7 separate regions of the Homo sapiens genome follow, and regions 1, 2, 3, 4, 6 and 7 are each linked to region 5. Evidence: chromatin loops called from intact Hi-C (ENCODE). Cell type or tissue: heart right ventricle. All regions are shown on one strand.

What was found. Hi-C counts contacts between places; a loop is a spot of excess contacts. Peaks named below come from ENCODE experiments on the same cell type or tissue, not always from the same donor. Only the 100,000 strongest peaks of a DNase experiment are listed, where the experiment ranks them.
Region 1: a loop joins it to region 5, with 2.4 times the contacts of the local background. A loop is called at or near these places in 15 of 110 quality-filtered maps.
Region 2: a loop joins it to region 5, with 2.8 times the contacts of the local background. A loop is called at or near these places in 16 of 110 quality-filtered maps.
Region 3: it touches region 5 in a loop (2.3-fold over the local background); 14 of 110 quality-filtered maps call a loop at or near these places.
Region 4: it touches region 5 in a loop (2.9-fold over the local background); 15 of 110 quality-filtered maps call a loop at or near these places.
Region 6: a loop joins it to region 5, with 4 times the contacts of the local background. A loop is called at or near these places in 5 of 110 quality-filtered maps.
Region 7: it touches region 5 in a loop (13-fold over the local background); 46 of 110 quality-filtered maps call a loop at or near these places.

Annotation. Positions count from the first base shown.
Region 1 is chr9:2,319,824-2,323,823 of GRCh38, reverse strand. No RefSeq gene overlaps it. Among named protein-coding and RNA genes, the nearest start is that of VLDLR, 300 kb to the left of the region's middle. In heart right ventricle, a CTCF peak has its summit at 1,889 (motif pointing left); no DNase peak of the experiment used is centred here.
Region 2 is chr9:2,661,986-2,665,985 of GRCh38, reverse strand. LOC105375957 (a long non-coding RNA gene) reads left to right here. Exons shown (of 3, transcript XR_929436.3): 2 at 911-1,017. Among named protein-coding and RNA genes, the nearest start is that of VLDLR-AS1, 42 kb to the right of the region's middle. In heart right ventricle, no CTCF peak of the experiment used is centred here; DNase peaks (open chromatin) are centred at 1,985 and 2,265; H3K4me3 peaks cover 776 bases; H3K27ac peaks cover 2,853 bases.
Region 3 is chr9:2,239,990-2,243,989 of GRCh38, reverse strand. It overlaps LOC107987043 (a long non-coding RNA gene), which reads left to right and starts at 1,371. Exons shown (of 5, transcript XR_007061395.1): 1 at 1,371-1,563. RefSeq lists enhancers at 1,989-2,863, 1,157-3,054. In heart right ventricle, a CTCF peak has its summit at 2,290; DNase peaks (open chromatin) are centred at 1,413, 1,949 and 2,371; H3K4me3 peaks cover 1,966 bases; H3K27ac peaks cover 1,726 bases.
Region 4 is chr9:2,655,177-2,659,176 of GRCh38, reverse strand. VLDLR (very low density lipoprotein receptor) reads right to left here. Exons shown (of 19, transcript NM_003383.5): 19 at 1-4,000. All of the region lies in intron 2 of LOC105375957 (a long non-coding RNA gene), which reads left to right. Among named protein-coding and RNA genes, the nearest start is that of VLDLR-AS1, 35 kb to the right of the region's middle. In heart right ventricle, no CTCF peak of the experiment used is centred here; no DNase peak of the experiment used is centred here; H3K27ac peaks cover 2,082 bases.
Region 5 is chr9:2,725,801-2,729,800 of GRCh38, reverse strand. KCNV2 (potassium voltage-gated channel modifier subfamily V member 2) reads right to left here. Exons shown (of 2, transcript NM_133497.4): 2 at 1-355. The coding sequence ends at 74. Among named protein-coding and RNA genes, the nearest start is that of KCNV2, 10 kb to the right of the region's middle. RefSeq lists a silencer at 2,138-2,432. In heart right ventricle, CTCF peaks have their summits at 1,322 and 1,522 (motif pointing right); a DNase peak (open chromatin) is centred at 1,592; H3K27ac peaks cover 1,745 bases.
Region 6 is chr9:2,557,177-2,561,176 of GRCh38, reverse strand. The region is part of intron 1 of VLDLR-AS1 (VLDLR antisense RNA 1); the gene reads left to right. Among named protein-coding and RNA genes, the nearest start is that of VLDLR, 63 kb to the left of the region's middle. In heart right ventricle, no CTCF peak of the experiment used is centred here; DNase peaks (open chromatin) are centred at 881 and 1,526; H3K27ac peaks cover 2,773 bases.
Region 7 is chr9:2,130,211-2,134,210 of GRCh38, reverse strand. The region is part of intron 27 of SMARCA2 (SWI/SNF related BAF chromatin remodeling complex subunit ATPase 2); the gene reads right to left. Among named protein-coding and RNA genes, the nearest start is that of SMARCA2, 120 kb to the right of the region's middle. In heart right ventricle, a CTCF peak has its summit at 1,525; no DNase peak of the experiment used is centred here; H3K27ac peaks cover 761 bases.

The DNA of each region.
Region 1 (4,000 bases), 410 kb after region 5:
TTGCAAAAATTTAAAAGTTTGAGGACCTGGCACTTTTATACAGTATCAAACTCTTTTAACATAGAATTATACATGTAAGAAAATGGAGGGTTACTAACAACTAATCAGATTAGTATAAATATAGATATAGTATTAGATATAGATTGGTAAACCTGTTATTATTTTAAATATTTCAATTTTAAATTGACCCCTCAATTCTACTCTAGGATTCCATTCTACAGAGATGCTCACCCATATGTGCAAATATTTATGTAATAGGTGTTGATTGTACTATAATTTGCATACAGCAATAAATTTGGAAAATTCATATCAATAAAGGAGAATTTAAATAAATGTTAGTTCACTCATAAGATGGAATACTTTGCCAACCTTCAAAAAAGCAAGATAGACATGGAAAGACCGCCACAGCACATTATTAGTAAAGAAAGTAGTTATTTTCAGCGCTTTGGGAGGCCAAGGTAGAAGGATCACTTGAAACCAGGATTTTGAGACCAATCTGGGTAACATAGTGAGACCCCACCTCAACAAAATAATTAAAATTTAGCTGGATATGGTGGTGCATTCCTGTAGTCCTAGCTCCTCAGGGGTCTGAGGCAGGAGGATCACTTGAACCCAGGATTTCAAGGCTGCAATGAGCCAGGATCAGGACACTGCAGGGCAGCCCAGGCAACAGAGCAAAACACTATCTCTAAAACAAAAAAGATAAGTAGTTACAGTGCCATTCATGTTTTTGAAAGTCATGTAGCATATGTACCTATAAGTGTGTGTAAATGCGTGGAACAAAATTAGAGAAAGACACGGCGCTATTAGATTGAATTACGTGATATTGCAATGTTTGACAGTTTTTGACCTAAAAAATGGCAATGTCATATGGTTCAAGATATTATTAAAATAATTAAATGGCATACAATACAGAAGGTATATTTAAGAGAAGAAACACACTTTATAGTATTCTTTAAGTCTTTATAGGGGTTATGCATTTATGTATCATGGAATAAAATGTTTAATGTCTTAAAAGTAAAACTCCAGATTTGACATATTTGTTATGAGTAATAATTGCTTACCTTGTGATATATGTCTGCGTGATTAATATGTGTGCACCTAATGTGGTATGTATATGTGTATGTGTATAATTCAGAAATAATCCTATTATGGTCATTACTGCAAAACTTACAATGTACCAGGCACTGTGCCACTTTACAAACATTATACCACTTAATCTTCACAAAAATATGAGAAAATATTATATGCATTTTTCAGATAAGAAAATAACCACTGACACCAATAACTGTCTACATCCCATCTGAGAGAGATTAACATGCCCACCATCACAGGACTAGCATGCAATAGGATGAAGATTTGAATCTGAGCAGTCTAATCCAAGAGCACCGATCGTAATCACCATGCAACCAAGGCCTTAGACCATGTACCTCCTCCCTGTATTGTGGCCCCTGTTTGAAACCACAGCTCCAGTGTGGCAACCATTTAGACCACCAATGGCTGTTGTGCCACTGAGATGATCAGTACTTCTAGGCTTGCCACCAACAATACCCTTTTTCACGTTGTTTTCAGTTTTGTATCCCACATTTTGAAAGATTCTTATCCTGATCAACATGTAATAAGTCATAAATAAATTCCATTTATTCTATTATTATTTACCCATGTTTTCATCTGCATCCTAGAAAACACAATTGGAATATTTAACTAGATAACACAATTGGAATATTTAGACATGTTTTTAAATGAAAGGACCATTTACAGAAATATAGAGGAGTTTAAAAGAGTGGGTCTCAACTTTGCCCCTCAAGGGACATTTGGCAATATCTGTAGACATTTTTTATTGTCACAACTGGGGTGGTTGCTATTGACATCTAGTGGGCATAGACTGGGAATGTTGCTAAACATTCTGCAATGCCCAGAACAGCCTGCACCAACAAAGAATTATTTGGCCCAAAATATCAGTAGTGTTGAGGTTGAGAAATCCTGCTTTAAGGTACCAGACAAGAGATGGTAAGGTGCTCAGGACCTAGCAACAGGAGGAAGCCATTACCACCCCTAGGTCTGAGGAGGAGGAAATGAAGCAGTGTTGCAAACACCCAAGTGAGATCCAGGTGAGGGAAAAGGGAACTGCCTAACAGAAGTTATGGTCAAAGAGGGAAGTAGGCATTCCCAGAACAGCACAAAGAGGGTGAGGAAGTAGAAAAAATACCACATTTTTTTCTCCTTCCACCTTCTAATCTTCTGTTGGTGATTCAGGGTGCCCAGGTGTTGCAGTTGTTAAGGTTGGCCTTTCAGAGCAAGAGTAGGGCAAAGAAGGGAGAGGATTGAAACTCAGGGATCAGGGAATGAGAGAAAAGAGAGAAAACCAGTATAATGCAATTAATAATTTCAATGTTCAATAAGGATTCATAATTAAAAAATGTTATGAATTGAATGTGTCCCCCCAAAATTCATATGTTGATGTGTGTGATGAGGGGGTTTTGGGGATGTGGGGACTTTTAATGCAATTAGGTTTAGATGAGGTCATAAGGATGGAACCCCCATCATGGGATTAGTGTCTTTATAAGAGGAAGAGACTAGCGTTTTCTTTTTCTCCCTCACTCTGTTAATCTCTCTGTGTTCCTCTACCTCTCATATCCCTCCCTCTTCTACCCCTTCTCATTCTCCCTCTACTCCTCTCCCTCTTTCTTTCTCTCTTCTCCCTCCAGTTCCTCTCTCCCTCCTCCCTTCCTCATCTCCCCCTCTCTCTCCCCCACACTTTCTACCTCTCATGTGAGGATACAACAAAAAGACAGCTGGCGTGCAAAGGGCCCTCACAAGGAAACAAATTGGCTGGCACCCTGATCTTGAACTTCCCAGCCTCCAGAACTGAGAAATAAATTTCTGTTGTTTAATCTGCCCAGTCTAGGCTATTTTGTTATAGCAGCCAAAACAACTGAGACACCAAGAAAGTGGTGATACATTGTGAAATCAGGTAAACCCTGGCTGGACTGTGGGGTTAGTATGCAATAAGTCAAGTAAGCAAACCAACTCTGGGCAGTCACTGTTACCCTTTCCTTTATTTGGGGTGTTGTCCAAGTTTGACCTGTCCTGGAAGCATGCTGTCAGGTATCGTCACTCCCTGATCCTGGCTCCAATAACCCTGTCAAGACTACTAATCATTCATGTTTCAAAAATCCAGTCATCAACAGCCAATCAGAGTGTCCAATGTAGATATTAATGGCTATAATTCCCACCAAAAACGTAAAAAAATTGTTGGGTCAGAGAGCCAATAACTCATTATGGCTCCTTTAGAACTTTAAAAAATATCAAAAAAATAATTCATCCGAGCCTCCATCAACTCCAGGCTGGAAGCCCCTGAAACGGCACGAGCATGTACTCATTCCAAAGGTCACAGAACTTTCTGTTAGGTGCCACGTCAGACTGAAAGTGCACCCTCGGTTGTTGGGATGAGACTGTCTTCCTCTAGCTGTTAAGAGGTTGGAGTCATTCATAATACCAAATTTATGTGTTACATGTTGAATATTTAGAATGGCTTTGACCTATAGATCTTAAGCTTCTTTAAATAGAAATAGTTCTGACTAATAGATCTCTTTAGCATTTTAGTGAGTATCACAGGGGTTCAACAGAAGCTGAGAGCTGAGCAGGCTGAGGTAATATGAGAAGACTTCATAAAGAAAGTGGCCTTTGACTGCATCCTGATTGATGTTTAGAATGTTTGAGAGACAGGCAAAGTGATTTTCCCATGAGAGAGAAGTCATGGGATAGTTCTGGAAGAGCTTCTGTGTATAGGATACTTGACCTGGCATTCACTTACCATGAGAGGCAATGTAGGCTAGTGGTTAAGAGCACAGCCTCTGGAAATGTCTCAGTCTCAAAGCATAGCTCTACCACTCCTTAGATGTTTGTACCTCAATCATCTTACCTGTCTCATTGGGGTAGTAACTTACCTCATGGGTTCACAGTGAATGCAGTAATACATATAAGTACTTAGTAAGTA
Region 2 (4,000 bases), 64 kb after region 5:
TTAGTCTGTTTTCATGCTGCTGATAAATACATACTCAAGACTGGGAAGAAAAAGAGGTTTAATTGACTTACAGCTCCACATGGCTGGGGAGGCCTCACAATTATGCCGGGAGGCAAGAAGGAGCAAGTCACATCTTACACAGATGGTGGCAAGCAAAAAGAGATTGTGCATGGAAACTCCTGTTTTTAAAACTATCAGATCTCGTGAGACTTATTCACAATCGGGAGAACAGCATGGGAAAGACCCACCCTCGTGATTCAATTATCTTCCACCTGGTCCCTCCCACAACACATGGGAATTATGGGAGCTACAAGATGAGATTTGGGTAGAGAAACAGCCAAACCATATCAATGTTATTAGCTCTACATACGATCTGTAGGACTTCCTCATTAGGACAGCTATGGAGGGTCTCAAAAGGGCATTAACCAGCATGACAATTACTATGTTCCCTGATGGAAAGTGCAACGATTTTGCTGTTTCAAAATCTTAAGTCTACCTTCAAAGATGTAAGGGTTTTTTTTTTTTATAACAATATGTATGCAAAAATCAGCTTTGTGCTCCCTGAATATAAATCCACAATAGGACCTGTAACTTGTGTGCTGAGTAGGAAATCACCGGGATAGGCAAACAACCTCTTACGAAAACTTCTTTCAAGAGACAGTGGTTACTTGGAGGCCTAAATACTGGGATGCTTATTTACAAAATAATCTATGGTTTGCAATCATGGGATCAATTTAGTTTTACAATCCAGTATTTGAGCACTTAAAAAGCATTCAACTTTGTGCTACGTACTCAAGGCACAAAGATTGCAAAGACTAAATTCTTATATAAAAGAAGCTTGTGTTTCATTCAGTCAAGAAGTTATATACATATACATAATCTCAACCTGATGTTATACATGTTATTGTAGAATTATATGCTGGATATACAAGAGACTCATGACCCAAACTGGGACAACAGGAATGGCTTCCTGGAAGAAGAGACATCTGAGCCCAGACCTGGAAGAATAAGAGCCGGGTAAGTAAAGGCCAGAAGGGCACTTCAGGCAGAGGGAAGAGGAGGAGCAAAGGCACAGCCTTGTACAGGAAACAGCAGTAAAGGAGAAGGGGAGAGGGGAGTGGTTGCAAAGAGTTGGGCATTACTGAGTTGGGCTGGGGAACTGCAGGGCATAGCGGGGCTGAGCAGCAGGCTCCAGGGTCAGGCCATGGTGATCTTGAGCCTGAATCTAGGGACCTTGGCCTTCATTCTGTAGGCATCAAGAAGTCATCTTAGATAGGGAGTGACATGGTCATATTCACACTTTGGAAAGATGATTCCATAGTTCAAGATATTCCAAGATCCTACAAGCCATTGCTATACTTAGTTCTGTATCCTGACTAGCAAAATGCTGGGTGTATAGTATTTAAAAGCCACCTGATCCCATCTAACACATTTAATAGCTTGTGACATCATCTGGAGTCATTCTGCCCTTGAATATCCAGATAATACAGGGTTGAACTTCCATTCCACATCCTGCAGAAAGTCCAGTGTCCCAGCCAGAGTTCTAAGAGTCCCTGGGTTGCTTATGTTTTCTGACTCTAAGCTCTTCAGTGACTTAATTCGTTCAGTTAACAAATTGTTCTGAAAGTTCCTTCTCTGTTCTGTTGCCATATCAACCCAGGTCTAGGACTGGGCTCCTATCTATGATTTTCATCAAAAGCCACTCCCACAACGTGTTAGTGTGTGCCACAGACATTACTGAAGGATCAGGGAGGTGATAGGGCTTACAGTGCCAAAAATGTAAGCCATCCAAAATTGCATATTGGATATTCTTGTTTGTCACCTTGAGCTCCAAATTTCCACGGCACACCGTGTGCCTCTGCCCTCTTTTCCACCCTGCTGCTTCACAGCTACTTCCTCATCCCTGACTTGACTTTTCTCTCTGCAGAATACAGAGCAATGCAGCCATCTGTAGCCTACTTTCCAAACTTGGCTCAGGACCTCCTTTGGCAGATCCAGATTTTCCTTCCCTTGTAGCTATAGAGAAATTTCCCTTCCCAGGGGCATCCCTAGCCCTCCTACCAAGGCAAAAGAAGCTACAGTTGGTTTTGGTTTTAGATAATCTTTTTCCACCCCCATTTCGCTGGATTTCTGAGAGACTGGAAGTTGCATACAGACCGGCGTGCCACTTTTGGTGAACTAAAAATATTAAGTAGGCCCACTGAAATATTATCTGTCTCATAATAGAGACAGTTCACAGAGTACTGGGAACACATTGCCTGCTGCAGGGGAGGGAGAAGAGAGGGAGAATGGCACGTAGTCTCTGTTCTCAGCATAGTCCTCCCCGGAGGTTAGTGGATCCTGACATATGGGAGGTTGGCCTTGTTTTCTGAATGGAAATAGGCACTGGGGCTAATGTCTGGGAAGAGGCTGCTTTCTGTTTCATAAGCTGTTTGTTACTATTTGGCTTCTGTGACATGCATGGATGCATTTCAGAGACTCACCTTACTTCCTAACATACAAAGAATCCTTTCCTGAAAGTTTTGGCTTTAGGAGGCTTTGTTTTCCCAAACAGCATCCATTCCTGTTTTTTTTTGTTTTGTTTTTGTTTGTTTGTTTTTTTTATCTTAAAGAGTCACAAGTTATTGTTGAATTTACAGGCTTACTATGAGAGCAATTCTTACTCTGTGGGTGACTTAAGACATTGCTGAATGAGGTCTCCTTCCTGGTAATGTTAGGTGGCCACTTTCTGCTTCCTCAATGGGGCCTGTTGCCTCCTGTATCAGACAACTATCAGAGACTCAATGACCTTTGGGTTCCTTTTAACTCAGAAATACCAGGATTCTAAAATGTCTTAGGGAAAGTAGTTTTGATAGTTCTCCAATATTTTTAGAGACCAGACAGGTAACAGGGAAAATATAAAGCAGTTGGATAGATAGGATATGCTGGACCCTGCCTAAAGCCATCATATTTTTTAAAAATGATGCCATTCATACAAACATTCCTCCAGAGACCATTACTCAAGAGCTAGTATGGAACTCCATATTAAAATGATGCTGCCAAAATATGTCCCTTGGAAGGCCTTTACACTGAAGGTAGAAAAGAACTTCCTTTGAATGGTTGAAGCCTTTGAACTTTTCGGGGGCTGGAATTCGTGCTCTGGGCTCTTCTTTTCTTCTGAATCCTGAATTCTTTTGGTTAGAGAGGAGAGGCATGGCTTTTCTCCTGCGTTCCACGCAGCCTTGTTTTCTTCCAGCCTTCCTGGTGTTGAGCCTATCATCCCTGCCCAATCAGGGAGGCAGCCAAACAGATATCCCACAGGCAGAGGGCACAGCTGAGCTAGGAACTGGTGAGATTCTCCTGGATTAAGGGACCATCTACAGGCTGAATTCCCCGTACTCTGGGGAGATAGCCTGTGCACACACCCCCTGTGATGGACCGAATCTGGAGTAGAGCTTTCTTTCATCCCCACTGGCTTAGCTCACATCGTGTCCATCTACCAGGACCACTACCAGAGTCTTCTAATATATCTCCGTTTTCACCCTTGCCTCCCAGCCGCCCATTCCAGACAAAGCAGCCAGTGTGAGCCTTTTAAAACTGGATGTCATTCTATCGCCCCAAGCCCACTAAAAAAGTTCTGTCACTTAAAAAAAAACTGAGTCCCAACCACAGCTCTTGAAATTGACATCACTTGGTCCTCTTCCTTTCTCTCCTCCCACTCTGCCTCTGCCACCTCCTGCTACCAAGGCCACCTTGCTTCTTCTTAGAGGAATCAGGCATGCTCATGCCTCAGGATTCATTATTCATTATTCATGGCTTCAGTCTTTACTATGCCTCAGTGGGCTCATAACACATTTCCACCAGGTTGTCTGCTAAATCCTCTCTTTGGAGAGCTTCCCTGACCACTTTATCTAAAATAGCACATTCTGCTATTCTCTAGTCCCTTACTCTGTTTTGTTTATCTTTATAGATTTTATCACTGCCTAACATATAAATGTCTGTTCAGTGCCTAACTCCCAGC
Region 3 (4,000 bases), 490 kb after region 5:
TGTGTTTACTGATTTGCTCAATACCACGAAATATCTAAAATCATTTCAGAATCCTTCTGTGTCCATGCTGTACAAAAACAAACCCAGTAAAAAGAGTTTAGTGTTTAAGTCCTTCCTGACTCCCACGCTACCTAAGTCTAATGGAATATGGTCTAATGGGTATTCATAAACTACTCAGATTTCTTTTTCCCCCTTTCAGTGTGGTTATTCATTTGAAATACAGTTGAGTTTATTTTTTTCAGTTTGGTTTTTAGTTTTTTCTCCCTTCCCATACTTTTTGGTTTAATCTTTTAAATAAATAGAACATTAATAAACTTCCAAAAATCAAAAATAATACAAAGAGCTATACCATAGAAGTGTTTCTCCCTCTCATATTCCTTCCACCCTGTTTCCCACCTTCTTGTTAGGTGACCTGCTTCATCTCACTTCATTCTTTACTGGTTTATTCCTCCTATATTTCTATTTTTTTGAAAGATATGCAGGTACATGTATTTCTCCCATTTTTCCTTTTCCTCACAAAGGTTAGCACAGTATACATCCACTCTTTTGCAGTTGGTCAGGAAGAAACGCTTTCCATGAGCTTTGGAGACTAGCAGCCTTCTCTGCAGTATCTTATGTTCATTTAGCAAACACCTGAGTCTCCACAGAGAGCCAAGGCTGATCAGTGAGTCCCAAGTCTACAGTGAGCTGGCTTCATAGTGTAGACCTTTCTCAGGAATGCTTCACGCCTAGCCCAGCCAAAGGACTGCGCCCTACATTGCATTCTTTTCTGTGCCTTGTTGACACCCTGCGGTTTCAGTGTGCAGACCCATGTCTGTCACTGCCTTAGATGACTGTTGTAGACCCTCACCTTTACGGAGTACAGACGTATTATCTAAATGTTCCTTGTTGTCTGGTTCTGCCCTCCCTCACAAAATCAATCCTCCAGGAACAAAGCTTCCTCCTATACTACGTCATGATGCTGAAATCCTTCCCCTCCCCTCCATCTCTCAACTTACCTCGACAGCTATCTCTTTCTCTCTCTCTCTCTCTCATGCTCATGCGCGCGCACACACACACATACACACACTCACACGTGTTTTCTTTAAAGGCTTAAATTTTCCATAACAGTGGGGGGTTCCCAAGGAAAAGGGGTGAAAGTTTTAAAAATAGGTGCTTGCTGGGTAATTTGCCATTAAACATCAGGGCACCATTCTAGTAGGGAGATGGCTCTTAAACCCTTCACTTCTGCTCGCCAGGGTCCTGCCCTCAGCACCTCAGGGAGGGCTGCCTCCCCGAGATCAGCAGCTGGGGAGGTGCGGGCGGGGGTCAGGGTGACAGCCAAGCTAAGTGGAGGTCCCAGGAGGCTGGACATGATAACCACAGTGACTGTGGTTGCTCCGCCCGGTCCTCTGGCGGCAGCCAGAGCCTTCCCAGGTTTTGCCTTCGCCCGGTCCTCGCCCTTCAAAGCTTGGTAAGGTCCAGCCGTCCACCTGTGGCTGTCCTACAACAAAACCACTTCCAGGAAAAGGAAAGGGGTACGTGACAGGCCGAAGAAGTCAGGCTACAAACCGGATGACAACCGTAAGGAAGAAAGAAAAGAGCAAGCCACGGGGGTTCTCAAAGGGTTAACACAGCCTGGCATACACAAAGGATGAGGATGAGGGCGAGGCAAAATGAGAAATCGGGTGCAAGAAGTAGGGGGAAAAAAACCTTCCACCCTTTCTTTTTGCATCCAGAGGTACATCTTCATTTCAGAGTAAACCCAGCCACAAATGAGGGTAGCTGGGAGCATGTCCCTTCTTAGGCAGCTGAGAGGATGAAAGAGCCTCCCAACGCCTTTGATGCAGGCTGCATATTCGAGCACATTTTGAAACGTGCATCTGTGCTGTGTTGGGCCTGGAACCCCGGCGGCTCGGGGCTGGCCTTGGGCGGGTGAGAAGGAAAACGTTGCCTGGCGTTACCTGCGTCTGGAATGGGTTCCCGGAGCAGCGCTAGGCAAAACCCGGAGTGGATCTTGGGAAGAAAAGCAGGCGCTGCTCCCGGGCTCAGCACCCGGTTTCTTAGGCGCCGAAAGGTCCACCGTTTGCACACACCAGGGGTGGAGGGCTCGCTAGCGGTGGGAACCTGGAAGGGGCCAAACATGCTGTTCAGAATAATTGAGGAGGTAGAATATTCTTCCTGCTTGGTAGTGTGAAATCACTTGTTTATGGCTTCCATTCAGTCTCCGGTTTGCAGATAATGCCCCTTTCTAAGCGGTGAAACTCATGAATGTTGATCTTGCAAATCAAGCTGACACTAGCAGCTTTTGTCCACCAGGGCGTACATCAAGGCCTGCCTTCTCCCCAGCACGTTTCCCCCCTCCTCGCCATGCGCATCCCAGGCTCCCGGATTCATGAAAGGCGCGCTCCGCCCCAAGGCGACCTGAGGGTCTCTAGCAACAATCCAGGGGCTTGTCTGCCAAGCGCTCGGGCCCCACTTGGAGCGTCCTGTTCAGAGCCTCAAAGAGAGGCCCTGAAGACAAATGGCCCCGACAGGAGGAGGTCACCCAGTGAAGGGCTGCGGGAGCTCTAGACCCTTGCCCGGAGGCCTAGGCGCTCGTTCTTAAACGCGCAAACCGAGCCAAGCCCGGACAAAACCCGGGCTCCGAGGAAGGAAGCAACGAAACAATCGCATTTATGTAAAGGGAGGATCGAGGAGAGAGAGAAGGCAAAGCCAGCCAGGATGCGAGGATCTGAAATAATGAGATCAGACGGGGGACGGCGGAGGTTAACTACACCCACAGAAGCCATCGATAAAAGAGGCTTTGCTGGAAGTCAAGCCGACCGCTGGTTTTTAGAGTGGCTAGGTGGTAACTCTGGATCCTGCTGTAATAAGATGCCTTTTAATTAATGCTAACGAGCTAATGTTTATTAACTGTTCAAAGCTCCAGAGGAATAGGTGCGAACTGCAGACCAAATATGTCTTTGGGTGTTGTGCGATGAATGTGACTGCTGAACGAATTAAGAATAGTCAGAGGCACCCTCATTCTTAGGGATCCAGGCTCATGAATAAAGATATTCATGCGGCCTGGTGCGGTGGCTCACACCTGTAATCCCAGCACTTTGGAAGGCAGAGGCGGGTGGATCACCTGAGGTCAGCAGTTCGAGACCAGCCTGGCCAACATGGCGAAACCCCATCTCTACTAAAAATACAAAAATTAGCGGGGCGTGGTGGCATGCACCTGTAGTCCCAGCTACCTGGGAGGCTGAGGCAGGAGAATGGTGTGAACCCGCGAGGTGGAGGTTGCAGTGAGCCGAGATCGCGCCACTGCACTCCAGTCTGGGTGACAGAGCAAGACTCTGTCTCAAAAAAAAAAAAAAAAAGATACTCATGCTTAATTTAAATTGTATTATGTGGCAGTCTCCAAACTGGTCTCTGTAGCAGAGGCCACTCATTGTGCTTCAGAAAGTTACTGTTTACCTGTGTGTGTTTCTGTTGAGAATCATTTCAAAGCTGAGGTTGAGCTGTGGGAAGGATATATTTCCACACACAAGTCTGTACTTTAAAAAATTATCTTGGTTGCTTGGTACAGGATGAGTTACCAAGAGGGTCAGGATTCCTGCCGGCCTGGCAATATTTCCTGCTTCCCACCACCCCACCCACTTCCCCAATTTACAAGCCCTGCCCCCTCCCCTAAAGAAGACCTGTGAATGACAGGCTAGTCCTCTGCCTCCTGGTCCCAGCAAACAGGAGCACTGATTCTTGGCCTTTCTTAATCGACCTTGCTGTGACTTTGACCACCATAAAGTTCACAAGAGAAGAGATCATAAAGGATGATCAAAGTCTAGTTTTCTGAACAGGAGAGATGATCAGAGTGACATTTGGGGTTGGCACACATTTCCCAGACAGAGGGAATATGGCGAGTTAAGGCACCGTGGGAAGAGTGTCATCCATATGTCATTGTTCACTCTTTTACATTAGTTATGTACTCCAGTCCTGGAATCCAAAGGTCAACAGAATGCAGCAAGTGAACTGCTGC
Region 4 (4,000 bases), 71 kb after region 5:
TGGAGATACCTATTAGGGTTGCTGTGAAGAGCAAGTAAAAGACTTGGGAGCACTTACTTAGTACAAAAGTAAGCATATGGTAAGAATTTAAAGGAGATTTTAAGTGCTTTGGCAGCCATCTAAAGACTATGCAGGCTCCCAAATATTTGTTTCCATGTCCTAGGAGGTAGTCAAAAGAACTGAGGCAGAAACATTCCATTTATGTTTCTAGGGTTTAAACCATGCAGTCTTTTAAGCCTTCTTAAGTATGCAAGATGCTATCACTCCTTAAATATCAGACTTAGATCTCTTCAGACAGGTGTAGTGGAGAACACTTCGGTCACCATCTAACACATTACATTCATCATAGATAAAGGTACCTGTGACTTTCACCGGTAAAGTCACTTACCGGTGCCTGTGTGTGACAGTAAATACAGCCCTAGCATTGATGTGATATTCAGTAGTGACATCTGCCCTGCACATATTAGATGCCAGACACTGTGCTGAGCTTTTTGTGTGCATCTCACTTAAATCTTACCTTGTCACAGTGAGACAGTCCCCATCGTCTCTACTTTACAGAGGGAGTTAGTAACTTGCCCAAGGTACCACACACAAGACACGGAAGTCTATGCTGTTAACTACATTGCCTGCTGCTTCTAAACAGAACCACCTTGTCACCCATCTGACTTTTTCCTTGAGCGCAGTGAAGAAAAAAGCCATTTTTGATATGCCATGAGGTAACCTGCGGAGCACAAACTCCCCACCCGCAGCTGGTCTCACTCCTGTCTCAGTGTTTTTGCATTGAGATTTTTACAGTGAGATTTACAGGAGAACACTGGGTCATGGTCCTACTTTGTTCTTTTTCTCATTAGCCAGGCTCAAAAACGTGAAACGGACTCAGGAGACATGATAGAGAGATGGAACACCACTGTTATCAGTTTGTTAGTAGCTTATTTATCTATGGATCCCTAAGTTTCATATCTAGAGCCTCACTGGTAAAATGCATTCAGCTTTCCTGTGTGAAGGTAGATGTGAAAGGGATATGCAAAGATGGCTGATAATCCTTCACATGCAACTGTTTCGGCTAAAAATCCTCCAGGCTGGATTAGAGAGAAATAAGTTCGAAAAACGCCATTGTTCCCTCTTCAGATTCATTCCCTCCATATTTGGAAATAAGTACCTTTGAAGATTTTTGTACTTTTATATATTTCTGAACTCTCATAGTTTAGGCCCATGATATGGCTGAAGCATGGATGTACAATTTTTAGTTTTCCCAAGAAAAATCATACTTGTTAGGATATTTACTCGAGTAGTTTTTTAGTATTACAATTCTAGAAGAGAAGTCATTATAAGCCCCTTCTGGCCTTAGAGACTATATAATACCAAAAATACCTAAAAACCTTTTCTTTAAGAGAGTGAAATCGCTTGATGTGCCCTCCCACTCCGGTTAGATGCTTAACAGACGACAGCAGACAATGCACCTCAACCAGGGCTAAGTGTGCACACTTGGCCAGCAGCCGCCAACAGAACGGGCAGCAGCAGCAGTTAGCACTGACGCAACTATCGCTGCTATTGCCACTACCATCTCCCCACTAACAGGGCTTGCAGAATATGTAATACCCAGGGGATTATATATATGTGGTTTTTAGGCACCGCCTCATCACCCACAATAAGGGAAGCTTCTTTCTACTCTTTAGCTAGTTGCTGCTCCTACTTGTTAGGAGTTTGATGTATCAGACCCTTTTGAGAAATGTCTATGTCACAACTACGTTCAGGATAAAACAATTATGAAACTGAAGGGCTCAGATTTGGGGATCAAGATTAGCAGGTTGTATTCATAGTACTTCAACTTAAATTAGCAAAAGTATATCTGCTTTTTGCAAGTTTTTGCCACCATTGAAAGCAAACAGTATAGCTTTCATTTGGATTCAAAATAATAAATTGTTTTACTTGGGTAAGATTTCACTAGTAAGAATTCTAGGAAATTATTCCAGTTAGATTACGTAATAGAGATAAGTGACCCCTAGAATCTTTAGGTTTGGGGTAAAGATTGTTAAAAGGTAGACTTTAAGTTGGTCTACCATTTCTACAGTGTTCTTAACTGAAGAGTTAGTCTTTTAATACCCTGTAGTTTGCTATTTAAAGCTTGGCTTCTCATTTTTGAGAAGGGCTACTTGACTTCCACAGATACAAGGAACAGAAGCAAATGCCAAAGTGAAAGCCTCAATTTTTTTTTTTTTTTTTTTTTTTTTTTTGCCTTGTATTCATCAAGAACTAAAGAGGCAGCGATACCTAGGCTTTAAAACACCTACTAGAATGTTTTAAGGGAGCTAGTTGAACAACTGGGACTATTTTTTTGCCAAATAGATTAGCTTGCAAAGGGCACTTAAAAATTTGGACAGAGGAACTTGGCTGGATTTCTTTACCAGAGGCCACAAATCTGTTTATTCATCTATCATCAATCTTTGTGGCAATTCCTAAAATTTCTGGAGGGTCCACTTTCACTTTGTGTGACAGGCTCATCTAACTCCAAATATTCTCCTTTAGTGTATGATAAGCTTCATATTTTACCTCTTAATTATCTTCTACATTGAACTCTAGAGACAGAGCAAACTTATCCTAACACATTTCACATAGAATTCAAGTTATTTTTTGGGTGATAAAGCCGAGGCCTGTTATCATTCATGCACTATTATTGCAAGCTGTATTGACTAGTAGTTTAGTCATATAACTATTTTTTTCTTTTATTTTTATAAATTTTTTTTTTGTAGAGACAGGGTCTCACCATGTTGCTCAGGCTGGTCTCGAACTCCTGGCCTCAAGTGATCCTCCTGCCTTGGCCTTCCAAAGTGCTGGGATTATAGGCGTGAGCCACCATGCCTGGCCCACCAATATATCTATTCTTATTTCAATAGGAATATCTAGTTACTTTGTTTCTACAAATGAGTTTGTACCTCGTAGGTACAATGAGTTGTACCTTGGCTTCTTACTGGGGAGGACGTGGTAAAAAAAAATGAGACGTTTTAGACTCTTTGAGGGTTGGAAATTTTACCCAGAACATGAAAGAACATACTAGGGACAGGAATTCAAAAGATGATGATAGAGAATAATACTTTATTTGCCAAAACAAACTTTGGGCCTTATAATTAATTAATACTGTATAATCCTTATAATGGGGAAAGCAATAGTATCAAACTTCAAGCTTCTAAAGGGAATTTGGTATTACTCCAGTTAAAAAAAAAAAAATCCATGTTTTTTGTACCACAGCAGGGTCAGAGCAGCAGCCAAACTCTGAAATGGCTTTCAGAGTTCATGATGAATGCTAACCTACTTACCAAACAGGCACTTCAGCTACTCACTGTCAGCAGGCCACATCCTGTTCAGTGTGATGACTAAATGTAGAGTGAGGAAAAGGTGGAGAGCAGACAGTTCTATATTCATGACTACAGCCTTTTCCTTCTACATGCTTGACCTCCAAACCTCCCATGAAAAAAAAGTCCAAGGCTATCTTTTCTTTTTCATTCAGTTGACCAAAATCACAAGGGGGCATCCCTTAAGACAACAGAACCAACTTCCCCTTCATCTAGTAGGATTAATGTCCTTGCTTAAGCCACAAACAAGATGTTAACTGCCTTATATTTCATATGCAAGTGAAATATGAGTCATCCACTGATTCACGTAGCAACGCAAAACATCTTCTCTTCATCCTCTTGGTACTGTGTTGGTCGGTCATTTAATTCCAGAGGAATTGCTGTACCTTCCACAGCCAACTCTCCACCTCACTTGTGACACACAGCATGCACCCGGTGCTTCAAGTCTTTTGTCTTTCCTTGCTTCCAGACATCCTGAGACTTTAGAGAAAGAAAGTAATGGCCAACCTGATGGAAAATTCACTAAACTCCCTGTACAATTTTTTCTTTGTCTCAAACTCCTCATCTGCTCTTCATACTGTAAGTTCCAGAAATTGTCCATAGTAAGAATCTGCCCCATCCCAGCCAGGATAAAAATTTAGGTGATATTG
Region 5 (4,000 bases):
TCATAATGATTAAAAAAAGAGCAATGAAGCCTTGAAGTTCATGGAATCTACCAGCCACATGTCCTATAAAATACTAATTCTCTTGTCTTGGGGTGAGCTGTGGGTTGCTTCCAAGCAAACACTCAGCTATCTTCTTTCTGGCTCTCTGCATGAAGTTCACCTCTCCCCTCTCCCTGCGTATGGTGGTATACTCATAAGCCTTCAGCTTGCTGTAGTAATCAGAAAACTTGTTGTAGAGGATGGAAATGGGCATCCCGTTGAGAATGATCCCAAAAGCAATGCAGAGGAAGGCAAAAAACCTGCCCAGGTGGGTCTCTGGGTACATGTCTCCGTAGCCCACGGTGGAGATGCTCACCTGTAGAGGAAGGAAAGCAGGATGGAATTGTTAGCACTAAGATCGGGGAGGAGAAGAAAGGGAGAGGAGCAAGCAGGGAAGCGTCCTCCCTGTGGGTACACATGGGAAGTGTAATGGCTTCCCACGGAGCCTGCTTTAGGAGGTACCAGGAAGACTCCCTCTAGGACCTGTGTCATGAAAAGAACAGAAGCTATGGATGGAGCTGAAAGACTTTGGCTGAAATCCTGACTACGACTCATGCATGTTTGAATGTAAGATATGGGAGGAGGAGGTAATACCTACTTGAAATGGTTGCTGTAAAGAGCATTTAAAATAGTATGTTAAGTACCTGATGTAGAACGTGCTCAGTAAATGATCTTTGCCTCCCTAACTCAGCTGGCACCAGATTCAGGAAAGCAGGTCCCTGGGTTTGCCTGTACACTGTATGTATTGGAAAAATCTTGGGCTTAGAACAGTCAGACCTGGGTTCAAGTCCTGACTCTGAACCTTTCCAGTTGAGTGACCTGGGGCAAAACCTTCAGACTCTCTCTCTCTCTTTTTCTTTTTTTCTTTTTTTTTTTTTTTATTTAAAACAGGAGAAAACCATCTAACTCTTAGGATTCTTGTGAAGGCTAAATAAGAAAATGAATATAAAGCACTGAACACAGTACCAGGCATACAAAAGGCATGAAACTCCTCCATTGTCTTCCTCTCATCTTTAAAATGAAGACAGTTATAACACTTTTCAAAGTTGTTACGTAGTTCAAATGAGAGACTTTATGTGAAGGTGCTTTAATTGCAGATGTCTGGAGAAACACTCTCATTATTTTGTAAAGGGACTTTTGTAAGACATCACTCACCAAAAATATGTTCACCCCTGCATGAAATACTTCCCATTACTCTTGTCATACTGATTTAAATCCCACTAATTGGAGACTTATTTAGGTTAACAAGCTTCTGTTTTAAAATGCAGATACCATGGGACTAGTTATCAGTTACCAGAGAAAACCCTGTGAAAATTCCTTGGGGACTGTTTTTTATGCCTCATGTACTCCCTCTGATCCCCAGAGTATTGGCTAAATTACTAGAAGCCTTTTAAGCAGAGCTGTTGGTCACAGTTGTAAACATTTTTGCGTTGCACTACTCCAGGGGGGCACTCTTTGCTTTGTGTATTTGGGTAGTTGTTGCCATAATTTTCCAGCAGACGGCAGTAAAGCATATGGTCATCTTGTTGATCCGTGCTGAGGTGGCCGTTAGCTTAGCAGTGTAAATATTTTTGTTTTGATGATGTAAGGGTTAGTTTGAACCTGGAATAGTGCAGTTGACTGATTAGAATGAAATGGAGAAGTGAGCCAGCTGCACAAAACTGAGGGCACTGATGAGAACCACAGCTCCATCCAGCCCACGAAAAAAGGAAGGGTATGCCTCCTTTTTGAGGCTGATGATGCACCTCCTGTCACTCACTGCCCTGTCTCTTGTGAGAGGTCATGCAGCCTTTTTCTGCAGAGTCAAAATACAAGCAGGCATCCAAGAGAGGTAATGTGGTGTAGATAAGCTGAAGGAAACGGACTACAGTAGACTTGTGGGTCTGAATCCACTTCCCAGCTGAATAAGTTGGGCAGATCACCTAAATTCTCTTGGCCTCAGTTTCTACTTTTGAAATGTGTGGTATCTACCTCACAGAGTTGTTATAGGAATTGAAGGAGTGCCTGGCACAGGGTGTGTAAGCAATAATATTATTATATATATATCATGTATGCAATCCCAGGGTCCCCCATGCTGAAGCTGGCCTCCACTGAGAAGAGGCAAAGACCAACATTTATTGAGTGCATTCTACACCAGCAACTCTATATACGTTATGCTTATCAGACCCTCAGGCTGTGGAAACAAGCTCCTCCCTGACTCTGCCCTCTGGCTCCAGTAGAGAATATCCTTCTCCCAACTTCTGGACCAAGGGGTGATGTGAGGCAGTGATAAAGTGAGATTGTGGGTTAATCTCAAAGTCCTCTTGGTTGCATGAGTGGGTGTGTCTTTTTTTTATTTAAGTTCTAGGGTACATGTGCACAACGTGCAGGTTAGTTACATATGTATACATGTGCCATGTTGGTGTGCTGCACCCAGTAACTTGTCATTTAACGTTAGGTATATCTCCAAATGCTACCCCTCCCCCCTCCCCCACCCCACAACAGGCCCTGGTGTGTGATGTTCCCCTTCCTGTGTCCGGGTGTGTGTTTCTTGTCATTGACCACACCAAAAGTCAAAGAACCCCAGGCTGATCTCTCTCCAGTTGTGTGAGCTGAACAATAGCTTTCATTTGTCACTAACACCATGACTCACACCTCTGGATGAAAGTTTAGTCAACCTTCCCTGGAGGAGGCCTAAAGGGAGTTTGGATTTAGGAGTGAGTGACAGGAAGGGGTAGTTTAGAACAGCGGTCCCCAACCTCTTTGGCACCAGGGACCGGTTTTGTGGACGACCATTTTTCCCATGGACGGGGTTGGGGGAGGGGATGGTTTCGGGATGAAACTGCTCCATCTCAGGTTGTCAGGTATTAGTTAGATTCTCATAAGGAGCAAGCAACCTAGATCCCTCCCATGCGCAGTTAACAATAGGGTTCCCACTCCTATGAGAATCTAACGCTGTGGTTGATCTGACAGGAGGCAGAACTTAGGCGGTAATGATTGATGGCCCTCCACTCATCTCCTGCTGTGTGGCCGGGTTCCTAACAGGCCACAGACAAGTACCACTCCACAGCCCGGGATTGGGGACCCCTGGTTTAGAACATGAGACATCCACGGAAGTCCAATGCAGAGGCCTTGGAGGAAACAAGTCACTTAAGGGTTCAGGATGGCGGGGATGGGAGAGAGTAGGAAGACACTGAGGAAGAAAATAATTAAGATAAACTGCTTATTTTCAACTTTTGATCATTCTGCACACTGGCTTTGCTTCACCCTTAAGCCAAACTTCTTTTTTTTTTGGCTGAACTTTGAGTGAAAAGTCAAAAGCAAAGAGAATTGGCTTAAAGAAGAATAAATATCTGATGTGTATAATATGATCCAAATATTTTTGTATATCTTCAATCTCTATTTTTAGAGAACAGATCTCTTCTGCTAGGAGGCTATGTGTGACTGGTCCCCAATAATTTGTTGAAAATGTACAGTTAATTTATATGTTGTCTATTTCGTGAATAATTTGACTCAACAAGTGATCTGTTTCTTGTTCCTTGGCTCCAGGAGGAACTCAGGATTCCTTGGCTTTGGGGAACTTTTTTTCCACATTCCATAGGCCAAGCCATTTCTCCCTAGATGGGAATTAAAAGCTGAAGGCCCCAGACTGACCCAAGTGACCTCACAGAATGAGTTGTCACATTAGCAGGAGTTGGGTTTGGAAATGTGACCAAAATTTCCGCAATCCATCTTAATATACTGAAGAAAACTGGCTAGCTCAGCAACTCTGCAAACTGGAAGCTTAACCATTCTGCTGTAAACGTACATACTTTCCTTAGCCTTGGGTCCCAAAGCCAGAATGTGACCTTCCCCTGGCAGTTTACTCACTAAACAACAAATCCTGGCCTGCCATATATTATGAGGATAAGCATCAAATTTTTCTCCAAAACTTGAGAATACTTGGATTTCTCATTTAACAAGACAAGTTTGTTTCCCTCAT
Region 6 (4,000 bases), 170 kb after region 5:
TTGGTGAGATCATGTTTTCCTGGATGGTCTTGATGTTTATAGATGTTTGCTGGTGTCTGGGCATTGGAGAGTTAGGTATTTATTGTAGTCTTTGCAGTCTTGGCTTTTTTTATACCCATCCTTCTGGAGAAGGCTTTTCAGATATTCAAAGGGACTTGGGTATTGTTATCTATGTTTTTGGCCACCGCAGCCATGTCTGCATTGGGGGTGCACCACGCGTCCAGTAACGCTGTGGCTCTTGCAGCCTTGTAGAGGTACTGCCGTGGTGGTCTTCGATAGGATCCAGAAGAATTCTCTGGATTACCAGGCAGAGACTCTTACTCTCTTCTCTTACTTTCTCCCAAACAGAGTCTTTCTCTCTTTCTGTGCAGAGCTGCCTGGAGCTGGGGGAGGGGTGACACAATCATCCTTATGACGACCACTAGGACTGTACTGAGGCAGACCTGAAGCCAGCACAGCACTAGTCTCACCCAAGGCTCACTATAACCACTACATGGCTACTGCCTATGTTCACTCAAGACCTTAGGGCTCTACGATCAGCAGGTGGCAAAGCCAGCCAGGCTTTTGTTCTTCCCTTCAGGGTGATGAGTTCCCCTTGGTCCTAGGTAGGTCCAGAGGTGCCATTTGGGAGCAGGGCCTGGAATCAGAAACCTTAGGAATCTAGCTGGTGCTCTGTTCTACTGCAGCTAAGCTGTCACCCAAGCAACAAGAAAAAGTCCTTCCCACTTTTATCTACCCTTTCCACAAACAGAGGAGTCTGTCCCCATGGCCACCACTGCTCCAGACACATGGGAAGCACTGCCTGGCTACTGTCAATGTTTACTCAAGGCTCAGGAGCCCTTCAGTTGGCTTGTGGTGAATGCTGCCACTCCTGGGACTCTTCCTTCAGGGAAGGGGGCTTCCCTTTGGCCCAGAGCAGGTCAGAAATTCTGTCTAAGAGCCAAGGCCAAGGATGTCCCTTAGCCTCAGGGACCCTAAGATCCTGCTTGGTACCTTCTGTGGCCAAGCTGGTACCTAGGCTGCAAGACAAAGTCCCCTTTACTCTTTCTTCTGCTTTTCTCTATCAGAAGGAGGCTCTCCTTGTAGCCACCACAACTGGTCCATCTTAGAGTTAAACACTAGACCCATGGCAGGTACTGCCTGGCTACTGCTGCTGATTATTCAGGGCCCATGGGCTCTGTAGTCAGCAGGTGATGAATCCAATCAGGATTGTGTCCCTCCCCTCAACGCAACAGATTCCCTTCTGGCCCAGGATATGTCTAGAAATGTCATCTTAGAGCTAGGGCCTGGAATGGGTGCCTCAGGACTCTGGGCAGTGCCCTATTCTATTGTGGCTGAGCTGGTATCCAAGCTGTAAGACAAAGTCTTCTTTATTCTTCCCTCTCCTCCCCACAAACAGAAGGAAAGAGTCTCTTTCAGAGGCTGCAAGCTGCACTGTGCAGGGTTGAGGGAGAGATAGCACAGACACTTTCTTGGCTGCCCCAGATGGTATTGCACTTAGTCACATGCTTCCCAAGTCCACTGGCTCTGAGCCCAGCACAGCATTAGGATTTGCCTAGGAGTTGCTGTTCTTGTGGCCTAGACTGCATTTCACTGTTATTTAGGACCCCAGAACACTTTAGCCTGCGATGGTGAGGCTTGCTGGAACTTGAGTTTTGACCATTGAGATGGACAATTTTTTTCTAGCTAGGGGTGGTCTAAACGTTCCCTCTGTGGACGTCAGCTGAGTTCTTCCCAGTGTTGCTTCCCACTGTAACAGGGCAGCACTGAATTCCAATGTAAATTCCCTAAATTACTGTGCTCTCCCTCCTCCAACACACATATTCTCTTTTTGTGCTACACGGCTGCTGCCAGGGGGTGTGGGAGGGGTGGCATTGGCAGTTCAAGACTGTCTTTCCTATCCTCTTCAGTGCCTCTTTCAATGATATGAAGTTCAAGCCAGGTACTGTGATTGCTCACCTGATTTTGTTCTTATGAAGGTGCTTTTTTTGTGGAGATTGTTGTTAAATTTTGTGTTCCTTTAGAGGTCAATTGGTGGAGCCTTCTATTTGTAGATCTTGCTCTACCTCTCTAGACAATTTTTTAGTTAGGTTGTTTATTTTCTTATGGTTGAGTTTTAAGAGTTTTTTGTATATTTCAGATAATAGTTCTTTATCACATTTGTCTTTTCAAATATTTTCTCCCAGTCTGTGTCTTGCCATTTCATTTTCTTGACAATGTCCTTCATAGAGCAGCAAGTTATAGTTTTAATGAAGTCTAGCTTATTAATTATTTCCTTCACAGTTCACGCCTTTGGTGTTGTATCTAAAAACTCATCTAAAAAACCAATGTTGTCTAGATTTTCTCCTATGTTATCTTCTAAAGATTTTATAGTTTTACATTTAAGTTTATAACCTATTCACGTTAATTTTTCTGATGGGAGTAAGGTCTGTTTCTAGTTTTGTTTTGTATTGTTTTGTTTTGCATGTGGATGTCCAGTTGTTATAGCACAACTTATTGAAAGACTATCTTTTCTTCCTTGTAATAGCCTTTCTTCCTTTGTGGTCTATCTTCGTGAATTTTCCATGTGAGATTGGCGGGAGTGTACATTCTGCTGTACTGGATAAAGTATTCCATAGATGCCCATTATTTCCATTTAATTGATGGTATCGTTGAGTTCAGCTATACCCTTACTGATTTTCTGCCTGCTAGATCTGTTCATTCCTGATACAAGAGTGTTGAAGTCTTTAACTACAATAGTGGATGAATCTATTTCTCCTTACAGCTCTATCAGTTTTTGCCGCACATATTTTGACACTCTGTTGTTAGGTACATACATATAAGGATTATTATGTTTTTTTGGTGAATTTACTCCTTTATCATTATGTAATACATTTTTTATCCCTAATAATTTTCTTTGCTCTAAAGTCTGCTCTGTCTGAAATTGATATAGTGAATCTCACTTTCTTTTGATTAGTGTAAGCATGTTATATCTTTCTTCATCCATTTACTTTTAATTTACATGCATCTTTATATTTAAAGTGAGTTTTTTCCAAGATGAAATATTTGAAATACCAGATAAAGAAATCAAAAGGTTGATTGTTAAGTTACTCAAGAAAATGCAAGAGAAAGGTAAAAACCAACATAAAGAAATTTAAAAAACAATTCAGGATGTGAATGAAAAAATTTTCTAAAGAGATAGATATTTTAAAGAAATACCAATCAAAATTTCTGGAAATGAAAGACACCTTTAAAGAATTACAAAATGCAGTGGAAAGTGTTAACAGCAGACTAGACCAAGTAGAAGAGAGAATTTCAGAGCTTGAAGACAAGGCTTTTGAATTAAACCAATCAGACAAAAATAAACAAAAAAAAGAAATGAACAAAGTTTCCAAAAAATATGGAATTATGTAAAATGGCCAAACCTAAGAATAATTAGCGTTCATGAAGGGAAAGAAAAAGCAAAAATTTGGAAAACCTATCTGAGGGAACAATTGAAGAAAACTTTCCTTGTTTTGCTAGAGATTTATACATCCAAATACAAGAAGCTCAAAGAACTTCTGAGAGATTCATTGCAAAAAGATAACACCAAGGTGTATAGTCATCAGGCGATCTAAAGTCAACACAAAGGAAATAATTTTATTTTTAAACTTTTAAGTTCTGGATACATGTGCAGGATGTACAGGTCTATTACATAGGTAACCATGTGTCATGGTTGGTTGTTGAACAGATTATTTCATCACCAGGTATTGAACCTAGTATCCATTAGTTATTTTTCCTGATCCCCTCTTTCCTCCATTCCCACGTCTGATAGGCCCCAGTGTATGTTGTTTCCCTCTATGTGTCCCTGTGTTCTCATTGCGCAGCTCCCACTTATAAGTGACAACATGCGATATTTGGTTTTCTGTTCCTCTGTTAGTTTGCTAAGGAATAATGCCTCCAGCTCCATCCATGTCCCCTGCAAAGGACATGATCTCATTCTTTTTTATGGCTGCATAGTATTCCATGAGGTATATGTACC
Region 7 (4,000 bases), 600 kb after region 5:
TGATTCCCAATTTTACCTTTCTCTTGTCACCCCGAGTCTTGTCATCAAGACACAAAAGAGAACGTATTTTCTTCTTTTTCTATTATCCATTAGGTCTTCTTCGAAATAATTGGAAACTTTTTCTTAATAGCTAATACGTATTTCTGAGTCCTTCTTATATGCCAGATTCTATGTTACACACCTTTAATTCTCAGAATACCCTATCAAGTAGGTTCTATGATTTTCCCTGAGAGGAAAGCAAAGCTATGAGAGGTGACACAAGGTCCCCAAGGTCACACAGCTAATTAGATGGAACCGGAATCTGAACCTCTTGGTTCATCAGATTTCAAGGCATGTACTCTTAATCACTATCCTAAATTCTCCATATAGAGAGCCATCAAAAGTCACAGTTATTTTTCTGATGCTCACCCGAACCCTGAGGCATAATGATGATGAGGCCACCCTGCCCTGTCTCTGCTTCCTAAACTGTACTCTTCCCCACCTCCACCTCTTAATGAATAATTACATTTCTTTATTAAGAAAATTAATGAAGATTTTCTTCATGTAGACTTTTTTTTTTTTTTTAAATCCTGACACTGACTGAAACATGTAGCCTTATTGATTAAAAAAACTAAACAAAACAAAAACTGGCCAGGCGCGGTGGCTCATTCCTGTAACCACAACACTTTGCAGGGCTGAGGCAGGAGGATCACTTAGGGGCAGGAGTTCAAGACCAGCCTAGGCAATTGAGTGACATCCTGTCTGTACAAAAAAATACAAAAATTAGCTGGGTGTGGCGGTGCGTACCCGTAGTCTCAGCTACTCAAAAGGCTGAGGCAGGAAGACTGCTTGAGCCGAGGAGTTTGAGGCTGCAGTAAGCCTGGGTGACAGAGTGAGACCCTGTCTCTTAAAAAAATAAAGTAAAAAAGCAGAAAACGTCAAAAACCAAATCTTGATTCAGATAGACATATTCCTAAAATATTATTTCTAAAATATAATACAAATTCCTAAAATATTATTTCTCTGATTTCTCTGTAATAGTTTGCTCCATTAAAAGATAATGTGAAATTATTGGGGCTCCTTAGTATCTGTAGGCCAAATTCAGTTTCCCATGGTTACTTTCGATGAGTGAGTTTGATTTCAGAGCTGAATCCTGATTTCAGAGGACATAACTCAAGACCAGAAATTCCAAGCATCAAAGTTTTAAAAATCAAAACAATTCCCTCTCACTCCTCAACCTTTATTATTTATTTTAGTATATTTCCGTCAGACCTCTGAGGACTATTCTATTAAATTTATTCTCCCGAATTATATAAAATGGGAAATGTTAAGTCCAATGGGCTGTTAAAGCAATCTAGTCACTGGATTTCAGAAAAAAATAAAAATTATACAAAGTTCTTAAAATTATTTTATTACTATCAAGTATTTTTCCAAACAATTCACAACTGTTACCACTCTTAATTAGTTCAGTACTTCCACCCTAAAGTATTGAAGGACTTGGAATTTGGCAAAACCCAAATCTATTTTCTAGGGCCTTAGCTCTCCCTTGTGTATAAAAACGGAAATGCAGCTTGCTAGAAAATTTTGCCCCAGTAAATCTGATGACCCAATTTTAAAAGTTAAAATGCCATTTGATAAAAGAAAAAAGGGTCCATGTTTACAAAGCTTCTCACATCTTACAGAAAAAGCAAGAAAAGATTTTAAATGACAAAACAAATGCAGCCAAATATTACAAACATGATGCACATTATGCTTTAGAAAAAGGATCCCCCCCCACAAAAAAATCTTGCCAGTGTAAAATAAAATATTTTAGGGGAAAAGTACATCTACGAGAATCACTAATGCTGTCAGGAGAAACAGAGCTGAGTGATTCAAGCCCCTGTCTGTGATTTCAGGCTGGATCATACTTAATGCAGCCCAGAGGAGGCATTAGCTTGCTTGCAAGATCTCTAGGCAGAGAAAAATCCACAGCCCACCTCTTTACACCTGTGAGGAAATATTTTATTTATCATTGTGTATTTCCATAGAATTTCAAATGTCTTGTTCTTTAACCTTTCTTCGTATTTTCCCCAGTTTTTTGTGACTAATTCACCATGGATTTGTCTGCCTTTTCCTGTGTAGAGTTTAGCAGTTTGGCTTCCTGTGATGAGAGGCCAACTCAGAGAGCTTATTGCAGCTTGGTATTACATAGCTTTTTAAAGACACTAAATTCTCTTGAGATGTATCACATTTTACCTTACTGATTAGCACCTAGTATTATAAATGTCATTTTTTTTTCCTTTTTTTTTTTTTTTGAGATGGAGTTTTGCTCTGTCGCCAGGCTGCAGTGCAGTGGTGTGATCTTGGCTCACTGCGGGCTCCACCTCCAGGTTCAAGTGATTCTCCTGCCTCAGCCTCCCGAGTAGCTGGGATTACAGGCACCCGCCACCACGCCCAGCTAATTTTTGCATTTTTAGTAGAGACGGGGTTTCGCCATGCTGGCCTCGACCTCCCAAAGTGCTGGGATTACAGGCGTGAGCCACCGCACCCGGCCTCATTTTGTTTTTTCTACTTTGTTAAACTTTGGGAAGAAGAAAACCCCAAAATTATTTTAGTAGTCAGCAGACATGATGATGGGAACCCCATTTAGGCACGTTCACCATGGGAAGCTCAGGCTGTCACCTGGTGACAGACTGGTCAAGGAAAAGGAGGGTGTTCTGTCTTTCTGCAAAGTTCCTCTTGAAATTCTATGGCTTCTAAAACTTGCTGTTATCTATCGCCCAATTTAAAGATCTAAAGAAATAAGTCTCATCACCATCATTTCCGTAGCGTTTACTGGGGCCCAACTGCACAGGACATCACAAAACAAAGCGGTGTCTTCCCTCATCGCCAGGAGCTTATTCAGTATACCAAAAGAAGTGTCTACACATTCAGACATAAGGACCCCATAGTAGATATATGATGCCGTAAGAAAGGTAACAAGAGACAACAGCAAATAGGAGAAACTTTTTAAAATTACAAGACATTGTGAGACAAAGGCATACTACTCTCCAGCTGGCTGGTAATTGCATATTATCCAGAGCACATAAGCTAGAATGCATTCCAATTATCTTCCAGTGCTGTGGGGCAAAAATCACTCACGTAGCAATTAAATAAATTCAGGGATATCACTAAATGTTTTAAGGAAAGGAAGGATTCTGAAGTTGGCAGAAAGAGCAAAGGAACAGGAAGAATAGTAAAACAGGCATTCCAGAAACCACCCTCCAGCCCGCTTTTTGGCTCTGCAATCACCCCAATTTTGCACAGCCCCTGGCTCAATAATGATGACTGCCTTACGGTGCTAGAAACAGCACAGCCAGTGTACACAGGGCTGACATTAAACCGGAAAACCGTGGCCCACTGGGCTTGTCAGAATTTAGGTAGATGGAATGCCTGCTCTTACATATAAAGAAGCAAATATATGTTTCCAAGAAATTATCAAGATGGGCCATTTCTTGTGCATGCGCAATTATACATATATATATGTGTGTGTATATATATATGTATGTATGTATGTATATGTATAATTGCGCATGCAAATATATATATATGTAATCTGTAATATAGCACTGTTATCACCTTGGGCACACACCATAGGAAAGTTACAAAACTGTAATGGATGGAATATTTGTTAACCATGTTAATATTCTCTTTCACACTTTCTAAAAGAACCATCCCTTGTTCGGGAGAGTTACTCATTGCCTTGAGCAGAATTAGGATAAAGTTGGTATGCAGAGACAAAAATGACAACATCTTTGACTTCCAAAATAGGGTAGTGAATTCCCTTCACCACCTTTACGATCAAGAGCCAAACCTAGCGGACTGGGATTCTCATCTATCGCCTTAACCACTCGGCCACGACAAGGCCGAGGACCGGGATTCTCAGAATGGCACAAGAAGCCACAGCACATGGTGCTATCACTCGGGAACAGGAAGTTGCCACGTAACAGGAAGGCAAGGAGGAGAGCCTTCTTCCATGGAGGAAACAGGAGTCAAGAGGAAG